Linked DNA regions of Homo sapiens: region 2 is linked to region 1. Evidence: chromatin loops called from intact Hi-C (ENCODE). Cell type or tissue: GM12878. All regions are shown on one strand. Region 1 holds the start of FUBP1 (far upstream element binding protein 1). Region 2 has its middle 9.8 kb from the start of MIGA1.

What was found. Peaks named below come from ENCODE experiments on the same cell type or tissue, not always from the same donor. Only the 100,000 strongest peaks of a DNase experiment are listed, where the experiment ranks them.
Region 2: a loop joins it to region 1, with 2.6 times the contacts of the local background. A loop is called at or near these places in 9 of 110 quality-filtered maps.

What each region holds. Positions count from the first base shown.
Region 1 is chr1:77,977,362-77,982,361 of GRCh38, forward strand. It overlaps FUBP1 (far upstream element binding protein 1), which reads right to left and starts at 1,711. Exons shown (of 20, transcript NM_003902.5): 1 at 1,524-1,711. The coding sequence starts at 1,643. It also overlaps a transcript of DNAJB4 not described here. RefSeq lists enhancers at 1,275-1,324, 1,395-1,444, 1,455-1,514, 1,525-1,654, 1,965-2,114 and 1 more. In GM12878, CTCF peaks have their summits at 152 and 2,165; DNase peaks (open chromatin) are centred at 990 and 1,810; H3K4me3 peaks cover 3,723 bases; H3K27ac peaks cover 3,144 bases.
Region 2 is chr1:77,767,362-77,772,361 of GRCh38, forward strand. No RefSeq gene overlaps it. Among named protein-coding and RNA genes, the nearest start is that of MIGA1, 9.8 kb to the right of the region's middle. RefSeq lists enhancers at 2,658-2,887, 3,368-3,557. In GM12878, no CTCF peak of the experiment used is centred here; a DNase peak (open chromatin) is centred at 3,030; H3K4me3 peaks cover 725 bases; H3K27ac peaks cover 1,910 bases.

The DNA of each region.
Region 1 (5,000 bases):
AAAAAACACAAAAAATTAGCCGGGCATGGTGGCGGGCGCCTGTAATCCCAGCTACTCGGGAGGCTGAGGCAGGAGAATTGCTTGAAGCCGGGAGGCAGAGGTTGCAGTGGGACGAGATCGCACCACTGCACTCCAGTCTGGGCGACAGAGGGAGACTCCGTCTCAAACAAAACAAAACAAAACTCCAGTATCTACCTACAGTGTGCGATACCAATTAATCCAATGTGCTGGTTCTGGTAAAATAAAATAGTTGGTTCCAGTAAATAAAATAGTTCCCTTAAGTTTTACAAATCAATCTAATAAAACACGCTAAGAGTGTTTGTCATAGTTATATGCTTGTTGCTAAACATGTTCAGAATTTCTTAAATTACGTGGAAAAAACCGCAGAACTAATATTAATGATGACCTTTTGTTGACTACTCCTAGTATTTCTGGTTATAAAAAAGTACAGGTACATGTTTATAATGCGTTCACATTAGATGTGTTACAACGGATTTTATGAATTCTAATTTTGACTCAATGTTCCTTCAACTGTCCCGGTAAAAAGTTAACTAAGTGAACTCCTAATGCAACGAAAACACAGCACAACACTGGTTTCTAATTATCATTAGCTTAAAACTAGTAAAAAATGCCCAGCACCTAGTACAATATGCATAGTGTCACAGAGAATAGGATTCTTTTGCTTACATGCAAATCTATACCAACACCATACATTTTGAAATGTTAAATATATTAGGGGACTATCTAAGAATGTAAAGTTCAAATTAAGGTATCTTTTATTTTCCTGGAATACACGCACTATTTTAACAGCTTTCGTCTGGGAAAGTGGTGCCTTCAGGGCAAATGCACGCACTACGTAATACAAAGAGGTCTGGTCAGTTTACGACTCTGAACTGAGAGGCAGATTCAAATTGAAACCTCTGGTATAATGGGCCTGAGGCCATTTTGAGAAATAAGGGGGGCGGACTGGTGGAACAGACTGACACGTAAATCCCGCCCAGAAAAAGGCTGCTTTCAAGTCCCTTCCTTGTAGAGGTGTGACGGTGAATGGTACTGAAAGCGGTTTTAATTGCGAGAGAGAACGGAAATGAGCTGTAAAGGCTACTTTAATGATAAATCCCTTCCCTTGCTATGGCTCCAGGACAGACCCTAGTTCTTTCCCAAACTCATTACCAGAACCTTCCATTAAATTGTGTGAAACTAACTGCGCTTTATCCCCTGGAAGAGGATCTTTATCTAAACTAGCTCACTGGAGACACGCGAGTGCCGCAGAAGCGGGAGAAAGACTTCAGGCCTTCTTTGCGTAGCACGCGTCGGGGTTCTAAGTGGATTAGGCACCAAGAACACAAAACTGGGTTCTGGTCTCTAATCGTTATTACCAACATGGGGAAACGTGTCTCTTCACATTTCAGCCCGGAAGAACACCTCTTTCCTCTTCCTCATGCGCTTAAGGGTAGCGGCCTACTCAGTCAGCGGCCAATTACCGTGAGCTTTCGGGATTCCGCCGCGCGGTCCACACTTACCTGCCGGGCTCTCTGCAGTGCATCTTTGAAAGCGTCGTTAACTCCTCCACCACCACCGCCGCCACCACCGCCACCAGCTGAGCCAGAAGAGGGGGGAGGCACTGTTGAATAGTCTGCCATGGTTGCACTATAAGAGCCGCTGCCGCCTGTTCAGAGACTTCCTCTCAGCTAACAGCTAAGAAAGAAAGAAAATGGCGGCCGTCGAAGCTCTATTACATTCTTGCGCGACCATCGTGCCGTAAAGGGGCGGAGACTGAAGGAACAAAATCTCGCGATGTTTCCGAGGCAACGCGCTGGTGTGGGTTAGGGCTGAGAAAGAACGACAGGAACAGAGACGTCGCGAGGATTAAGTTTAAGACTTCGCGAGAACAGAATTTCTTTTGGCACCTCCTCTCCGCGCGTTCTTGGGGTGAGGCTGGGTAATTGTTCCTGCAGGGTGGTGGGTGATAGTGGCCAGTTGACTGCGACTGTGTTTGGGTGGTGGGAAGCCTGAAGAAAAGGTTGTTTCTTACCGGTCGCTGCCTCAGGGAGGTAGTGCGGTAGAATTTTCCGCTATGGGTCATTCTCGGTGTCCGCGGGGAAGGGCGTGACAACGACGGGCGTGACGGCGAAGCAACAGTGTCTCGAGAGCGCTGCCGCCCGGAGGGCGCCAGGAGAAGTGCGTCCGAGACGCCGCGCGGTGATGCTCCTGAAAACGTCTGCCCGGCGTAGCGGGAACCCAGCATGATTTTCAGGGTAGTAAAGTGTCCCTGTATTTTACTTACAGACTGTCCGATTTTTTAGTTTTATCACGAGGGTGGGTGTTGAATTCAGGCTGGAAGCCTGTTAGTTCTCGACCATATTTTAAGTTTTTTGTTTAAAATAATGTGGATGAGGCTCTAAAAGTATGACTGCCCTTTTCTTTATCCAAAAACGTGATTGTTCTTAAAGTTCAGTGTTAGCCAGATTTAATAACCTAGTATATGTATGTGTCCATGGCCATTTTTATTAAGGGTTTTTTTTTGTTTGTTTGTTTGTTTTGAGAGTCTCGCTCTGTTACCCAGGCTGGAGTGCAGTGGCGCGGTCTCGGCTCACTGCATCCTCCGCCTCCTGGGTTCAAGCGATTCTCCTGCCTCAGCCTCCCGAGTAGCTGGGACAACAGGCGCCTGCCACCACGTCTGGGCTAATTTTTTGCGTTTGTAGTAGAGACGGGGTTTCACCGTGTTAGCCAGGATGGTCTCGATCTCGTGACCTCGTGATCCACCCGCCTCGGCCTCCCAGAATGCTAGGATTATAGGCGCGAGGCACTGCGCCCGGCCTGTTAAGGTCTCTTAAGTTAAGAACAGCATTGTTTCTTGACCAAAATAGATTTTGTAGCTTCTTAGGCGTAGTTTCTCCCACCCCATCCTGTGGGTACTCAAATGTAAGATCATATTCTGAATTGTCATCACAGGACTAGGTATATATATATATATATGTGTGTGTGTGTGTGTGTGTGTGTGTGTGTGTGTAAATTGGTATTTTATGTTATGTACTTCAGTTACCAAGTAATGCCAGACATTTCTTCAGACCTTCTCCAACATATCGTGGCATGTAATTTACTGTGTTAATAGTAGTAAGCTCCAGGAATCGTGAGGATACTTTAGAAGTCTTACTCTTTATTATTGAGTATATCACAGTGACTTTTTTTTTCCAAAATTATTTGTTTAAATAACAAACAATGAGGTAAAATGAACTTTCTCGACTTTGTGGCATTTTGTCTTACTTGGTTAGGTCTAAAAAAATACTTTTTCAGCAGCTCTTAAGAGTAATTGTGAGAAATATATATATGCTGCATTCTTTCTGAAAACCTAAAAGTAATGTGTTCATTTGCTTAAGCACCAAAATAGCAGTTAATATGAATGTAGATACAGGTGAGCCATCATTTCCCTTTAATCAGCTTTTAAGGCAGTAGTATCCATTTATAGCTCTGATGATCTTTTTCAGTGTTCATGGCCATCCCTATAAATTTTGGTGGAATTTGCATTTGAAAAATCAGTGCACGTATGGGACTACAGATTTAATCATAATGTATAGAAAAACAGTAAAAGCAGTGTTGGGTGTGCGGCTAGGTAGAAATTTTCCAGTTGTATTTTGAAAATGTCTTGATTTTTTCATATTTTATTAATTAGGCAATACAATCAGATCTTTTGATCAATGTAATTTACCACAGTGCTATAATTTACCCTCAAAACAAATTTATGTATATCTCAATTTATTTTAGTTATCACTGAATATTGAAAATATGTAAGGACCTCAATTTTTTTTTTTTTTTTTTTTACATACTCGCTCTGTTGCCCAGGCTGGAGTGCAGTGGCACGATCTTGGCTCACTGAAACCTCAGCCTCCCAGGTTCAAGAGATTCTCCCACCTCAGCCTCTGGAGTAGCTGGGATCACAGGTGTGCACCACTATGCCTAATTTTTTTTTTTTTTGAGACGGACTCACCCTGTCACCCAGACTGGAGTGCAGTGGCATGATCTCGGCTCACTGTAACCTCTGCCTACTGGCTTCAAGCAGTTCTGCCTCAGCCTCCCGAGTAGCTGGGATGACAGGCACCCACCACTACGCCCAGCTGATTTTTGTATTTTTAGTAGAGACAGTGTTTCACCATGTTGGCCAGGCTGGTCTCGAACTCCTGACCTCATGATCCACCCTCTTTGGCCTCCCAAAGTGCTGGGATTACAGGCATGAGCCACCGCGCCCAGCCACAATAAAATTCTTGATAGCTTAATCTTTTGGAAAAATTAATGCTTGAGACAAAGGTTCTTTGTGAAAATATAAATAAACTGCTTTTTAGGATCTCTTCAGTGAAGCTGGGAGGAATATTTGGGGGGTTGCTAAGGTGTCATTCCAAACTTTTCAGTGTTCTTCAAATCTAATAAAAGAACAAACATCTTTAGTGTATTATACAAAAGGCCTCTTTGAATATTAATGGAGTATTTGTTTGGTCACTCCACACATTCATTGCCAGGATCTGTCCTTTGATTATGATCATGGGAGATATAACAGGGCATCATAGGATATATAGGAAATAGATTATTAATTTTTAGAGAAAAATTTGGAGCTCTCCACCTCTTCTTGTAAGACAACACTCCCAGCTTTCCATTACTTTAGGTAATAATGTTAGATTGAAAGTTTGGGACTCCTGAAAGCATCTGTCTTAAATAACTGGCCTTATCATCCGGTTCTTAAGTGAGTTTAGCTTATTCCATAGCATACATTACAATAATTTATAATAAAGCTGCTATATACAAATATGCACTAATATACTTGTAATTTCCTGTAAATTGATCCTATACTTGTTTCCTAGATGTTTCCAAACAGCTACCTACAAAACTTTGGTTTTACATGTTGCCTCAAAAACAAAATGTCTAAAATTCATATATTTACTGTTCTTATTCTCCCTTTTTTTGTGGTCAAAACATTTATTGTTTCTTTTCCTATTGGATCATATATT
Region 2 (5,000 bases), 210 kb before region 1:
GTATTTTGCTATGCCCAATCAAACACCCTGTCCTCAAGCTACTCTAACTTATATTTCGTTTTTCTGAAAGGCAAAACATTTGCTTGTGCCTCTCCTACTTAGTGCAACTTTACTTATACAGGGAATGCCTTTTCTCTCAAAAGTGAACTCCATTCCATTCATCCTTTAAAGGGACACCTTCTGGGGCAGCCATGTTCAACCCTTTGAATGCAACAACTTTTTTGCTGATCCATGGTGGTGGATATCATGAAAATTATGCACGGAACTTTTTTTTTTTTTTTTTTTGAGACAGAGTTTCACTCTTGTTGCCCAGGCTGGACTGCAATGGCGAGATCTCGGCTCACTGTAACCTCTGCCTCCCGGGTTCAAGCGATTCTCCTGCCTCAGCCTCCCGAGTAACTGTGATTATAGGCGCCCACCACCACACCCAGCTAATTTTTTTTATATTTTAGTAGAGACGGGGTTTTACCATATTGGCCAGGCTGGTCTCTAACTCCTGACCTCAGGTGATCCACCCACCTCAGCCTCCCAAAGTACTGGGATTACAAGCGTGAGCCACTGCATCTGGCCTTCACGGAACATTTTTTTTTTTTTTTTTTAGCTCATCAGCTATCGTTAGTGTTAGTATATTTTATGTATGGCCCAACGCCATTCTTCTTCCAGTGTGGCCCAGGGAAGCCAAAAGGATGGATACCCGTGTCCTAGGGGAAGCCTCTTCTGACTTTTCTGTGCTGTGTGGGCCTTTCCTTGCATTCTGTACCATGTTCCTTAGTGATTATTACTGCTGCTTGATTATACAATATAACCTGTAATGTCATTATTACACATAGCAGTGATTTGTTCACTTTTCCATTTCCTGAACCAAGCTGTGGGCAGGAATTTTTCTTACTCATTCTAGTATTTCCAGCTTTCAGCACACCACAAGGCACGATGTAAGAAATGAACAAATCAATAAACCTATTACTGAAAAAGACGAATGAATGGGAAAATATGAAAGAATTACAAGATACATTTTTTAACTTAGAGAAGCAGTAATTTTCTTGTACTTCTCAAAATTTCCATCATTTAAATGTATACACAGCAGATGCAGCTCTTTTTAAAAAATAAGTTTAGAAATGACACACGGTTTTCTAGGGTTTTGAAGTCGTAAGATTTTTTAGAAATGCAAAATATGAACTCTTGTTTCTTGGTAGTTTAATTTAAATTTTATGTTCTTTATGTTAAAGTAACTTTAGAATAAACTTACTTGCCTAAACTCTTACTTGAAAAATCTCTGTGGTGTCTATTAGTTATTTTACATTTTGATGTAAATACCTTCCAATAGAACACAGATGTCTCTCTCTCTCTCTCTCTTTGAAAAAGGATCAAACTGGGAGGATAACTTGAGGTCAGGAGTTCGAGACCAGCCTGGCCAACATGGAGAAACCCTGTCTGTACAAAAAATACAAAAATTAGCCGGGCATGGTGGCATGTACCTGTAGTCCCAGCTACTCAAGAGGCTCAGGCGGGAGGATTGCTTGAGCCCAGGAGGCAGAGGTTGCAGAGAGCTGAGATCACATCACTGCACTACAGCCTAGGTGACAGAAGGAAACTCCGTCTCAAAAATAAGTAAATAAATAAAAATAAACAATAAAAATAAAAAATAAATAAATAAATTTAGAACATTTTCACCATTCCCGAAAGAAACCCTGTATCCTTCTGCAGTCACTTAAATTTCCCCTCAACTCTCCCAGCTCTAGGCAATCACTATGCTGCTTCCTCTTTGTATAGATTTGCCTATTCTGGACATTGCATATAATTAGAACCATATACAATATACAGTCTTTGTAACAGGCTTTTTTTTTTTTTTTTTTTTTTTTTGAGACAGAGTCTCCCTCTGTCGTCCAGGCTGGAGTGCAGTGGTGCAGTCTTGGCCACTGCAACCTCCACCTCCTGAGTTCAAGCCATTCTCCTGCCTCAGCCTCCCAAGTAGCTGGGACTACAGGTGCACACCACCATGCCCGACTAATTGTTATATTTTTAGTAGAGATGGGGTTTCACCATGTTGACCAGGCTGGTCTTGAACTTCTAACCTCAAATGATCTGCCCACCTCCACCTCCCAAAGTGCTGGGATTACAGGCGTGAGCCACCGTGCCCCACCTGACAGGCTTCTTTACTTAACATAATGTTTTAAAGATTCGTCCATGTTATAACATTTATCAGTTCATTATTCCTTTTTATGACCAAATAATATCACATGAATATATCACATTTTATTTATTCATTCATCAGTTGATGGACATTTGAGTTGTTTCTATGTTTTGGCCATTAAGAATACTGCTGAGGCCGGGCGTGGTGGCTCACATCTGTAATCCCAGCACTTTGGGAGGCCGAGGCGGGTGGATCATGAGGTCAGGAGATAGAGACCATCCTGGCTAACACGGTGAAAATCTGTCTCTACTAAAAATACAAAAACAAAATTAGCCAGGCATGGTGGTAGGCGCCTGTAGTCCCAGCTACTCGGGAGGCTGACGCGGGAGAATGGTGTGAACCCGGGAGGCAGAGCTTGCAGTGAGCCGAGATTGCACCACTGCTCTCCAGCCTGGGCAACAGAGTGAGATTCCATCTCAAAAAAAAAAAAAAGAAAAGAAAAATGCTGCTAGGCAAGGCACGATGTCTCACGCCTGTAATCCCAGCACTTTGGGAGGCCCAGGCTGGAGGATCACTTGAGGCGAGGAGTTTGAGACCAGCCTGGCCAACATGGTGAAACCCACTCTCTACTAAAAATTCAAAAATTAGCTGGCATGATGGCGGGTGCCTGTAATCCCAGCTACTCGTGAGGCTGAGATGGGAGAATCACTTGGGCCTGGGAAACAGAGGTTGCAGTGAGCCGAGATCGTGCCACTGCACTCCAGCCTGGGTGACAGAGTGAGACTATGTCTCAAAAAAAAAAAAAAGAATAATGCTGCTATGCATATTCATGTACAAGTTTTGGTATGAACGTATGTTTCATTTCTCTTGGGTATTACCTAGGAGTAGAATTGCTGGACCATATGCTAACTCTGTATTTAACGTTTTGAGGAACTGAATCTGTAGTATTTGGATATGTACATACCACTATACTCTGAATAGATGTTCTAAATTAGCATCTAAAACCATACTTTGAGTTCTAGATGCCTTGGTTAGCTTAGTTCTGACTCATAGAAGGGTCCTGTAAAATACTTTCAGAGGTTAGTGAGACTAAAGCTATAATGGCCAATATGTGACCTATAGCATTGTATATATTTGAAAGGAGGCCCTGAGGTATTTCTGGGGACTGCCAAGTTTTTGCAGTTAGTAGAAAAAGTAATTGGAGCTACAAATTACCTAAAAGTGTTCATCTACTTAGGTGATATAATTGCTTTTACAACCTCAATGTGCTAGACTTCTTTCTTCAGGCTTAATGTCGTCACTTGATAAATGTTGTTTCCACTAATCAATCATTCATGAAGTACATTGGCCACATATTGTTTCAGATGGAATGAGCAGTGACCCTAACTATTCTTAGTTTTTTTTTTTTCGAGACGGAGTCTCGCTCTGTTGCCCAGGCTGGAATGCAGTGGCGCGATCTCAGCTCACTGCAAGCCCCGCCACCCAGGTTCACGCCATTCTCCTGCCTCAGCCTCCCGAGTAGCTGGGACTACAGGCCTCCGTCAACACGCCTGACTAATTTTTTGTATTTTTAGTACAGACGGGGTTTCACGGTGTTAGCCAGGATGGTCTGGCTCTCCTGACCTTGTGATCCGCCCGTCCTCGGCCTCCCAAAGTGCTGGGATTATAGCTGTGATCCACCGCGCCCGGCCGACCCTAACTATTCTAAATAAAGTATCAGATATACCCAACCAGTGCAATTAAATCTGACTTTGATGCTGGGCACGGTGGCTCACGACTGTAATCCCAGCACTTTGGGAGGCCGAGGTGGGCAGATCACTTGAGGTCAGGAGTTTGAGATCAGCCTGACCAACATAGTGAAACCCATCTCTACTAAAAATACAAAAATTAGGGCCAGATGCGGTGGCTCATGCCTGTAATCCCAGCACTTTGGGAGGCCAAGGGGGGGCAGATCACAAGATCAGGAGATCAAGACCATCCTGGCTAACATGGTGAAACCCCGTCTCTACTAAAAATACAAAAAATTAGCTTGGCATGGTGGCGGACGCCTGTAGTCCCAGCTACTCGGGAGGCCGAGGCAGGAGAATGTCCTGAACCCGGGAGGAGGAGCTTGCAGTGAGCCGAGACCACGCCACTGCACTCCAGCCTGGGCGACAGAGCGAGACTCCATCTCAAAAAAAAGAAAAAGAAAGAAAGAAAAATTAGCTGGATGTGGTGGCATGAGTCTGTAGTCCCAGCTACTTGGGAGGCTGAGGAAGGAGAATCACTCAAACCCAGGGGGTGGAGGTTACAGTGAGCCAAGATTGTGCCACTGCACTCCAGCCTGGGTGACAGAGCGAGCGAGATTCTATCTAAATAAATAAATAAAAACAAGTCTGACTTTGGTACCTTCTGCATGTGGCTCACTCCTAGATGCTGGCTCTTTTCTTGTCCCTTTTGTATGTTCCTCAATGACTGTCTCCTTTGCTGGGGACCTCTTACTGTTTCATTCCCCAATCCTGGACAAAAAAACCTGTGGCTGAACATTTAGATGGTCAATTTAAACCTGGTTTGAAGATACAACCTTCTAATATAATTCAAGCCTGGCTACATTCTGTGACACTCACATGGTCCACAGGAAAATTTTTCTTGCAAAGTTGCAAGTACAGGCCCCTTCTGTTGTAGGCCTCTCTCTCTCTCTGTTCTGCCATCAAAGGCTTCTCTAGATAGCCTATTGCTTTTAGACTTTTCCAGGTAACATAAATCCAGGGCACAGAGTCAACCTGTCTGAATTTCTTAAAGTTCCTTTACTTGGCTTGAGGTGGAGATGGCGTGGGATAAGCACTCTCTTCTTCCCACTCCTGGGGAAGGGGAACAAAAATGCACAGCA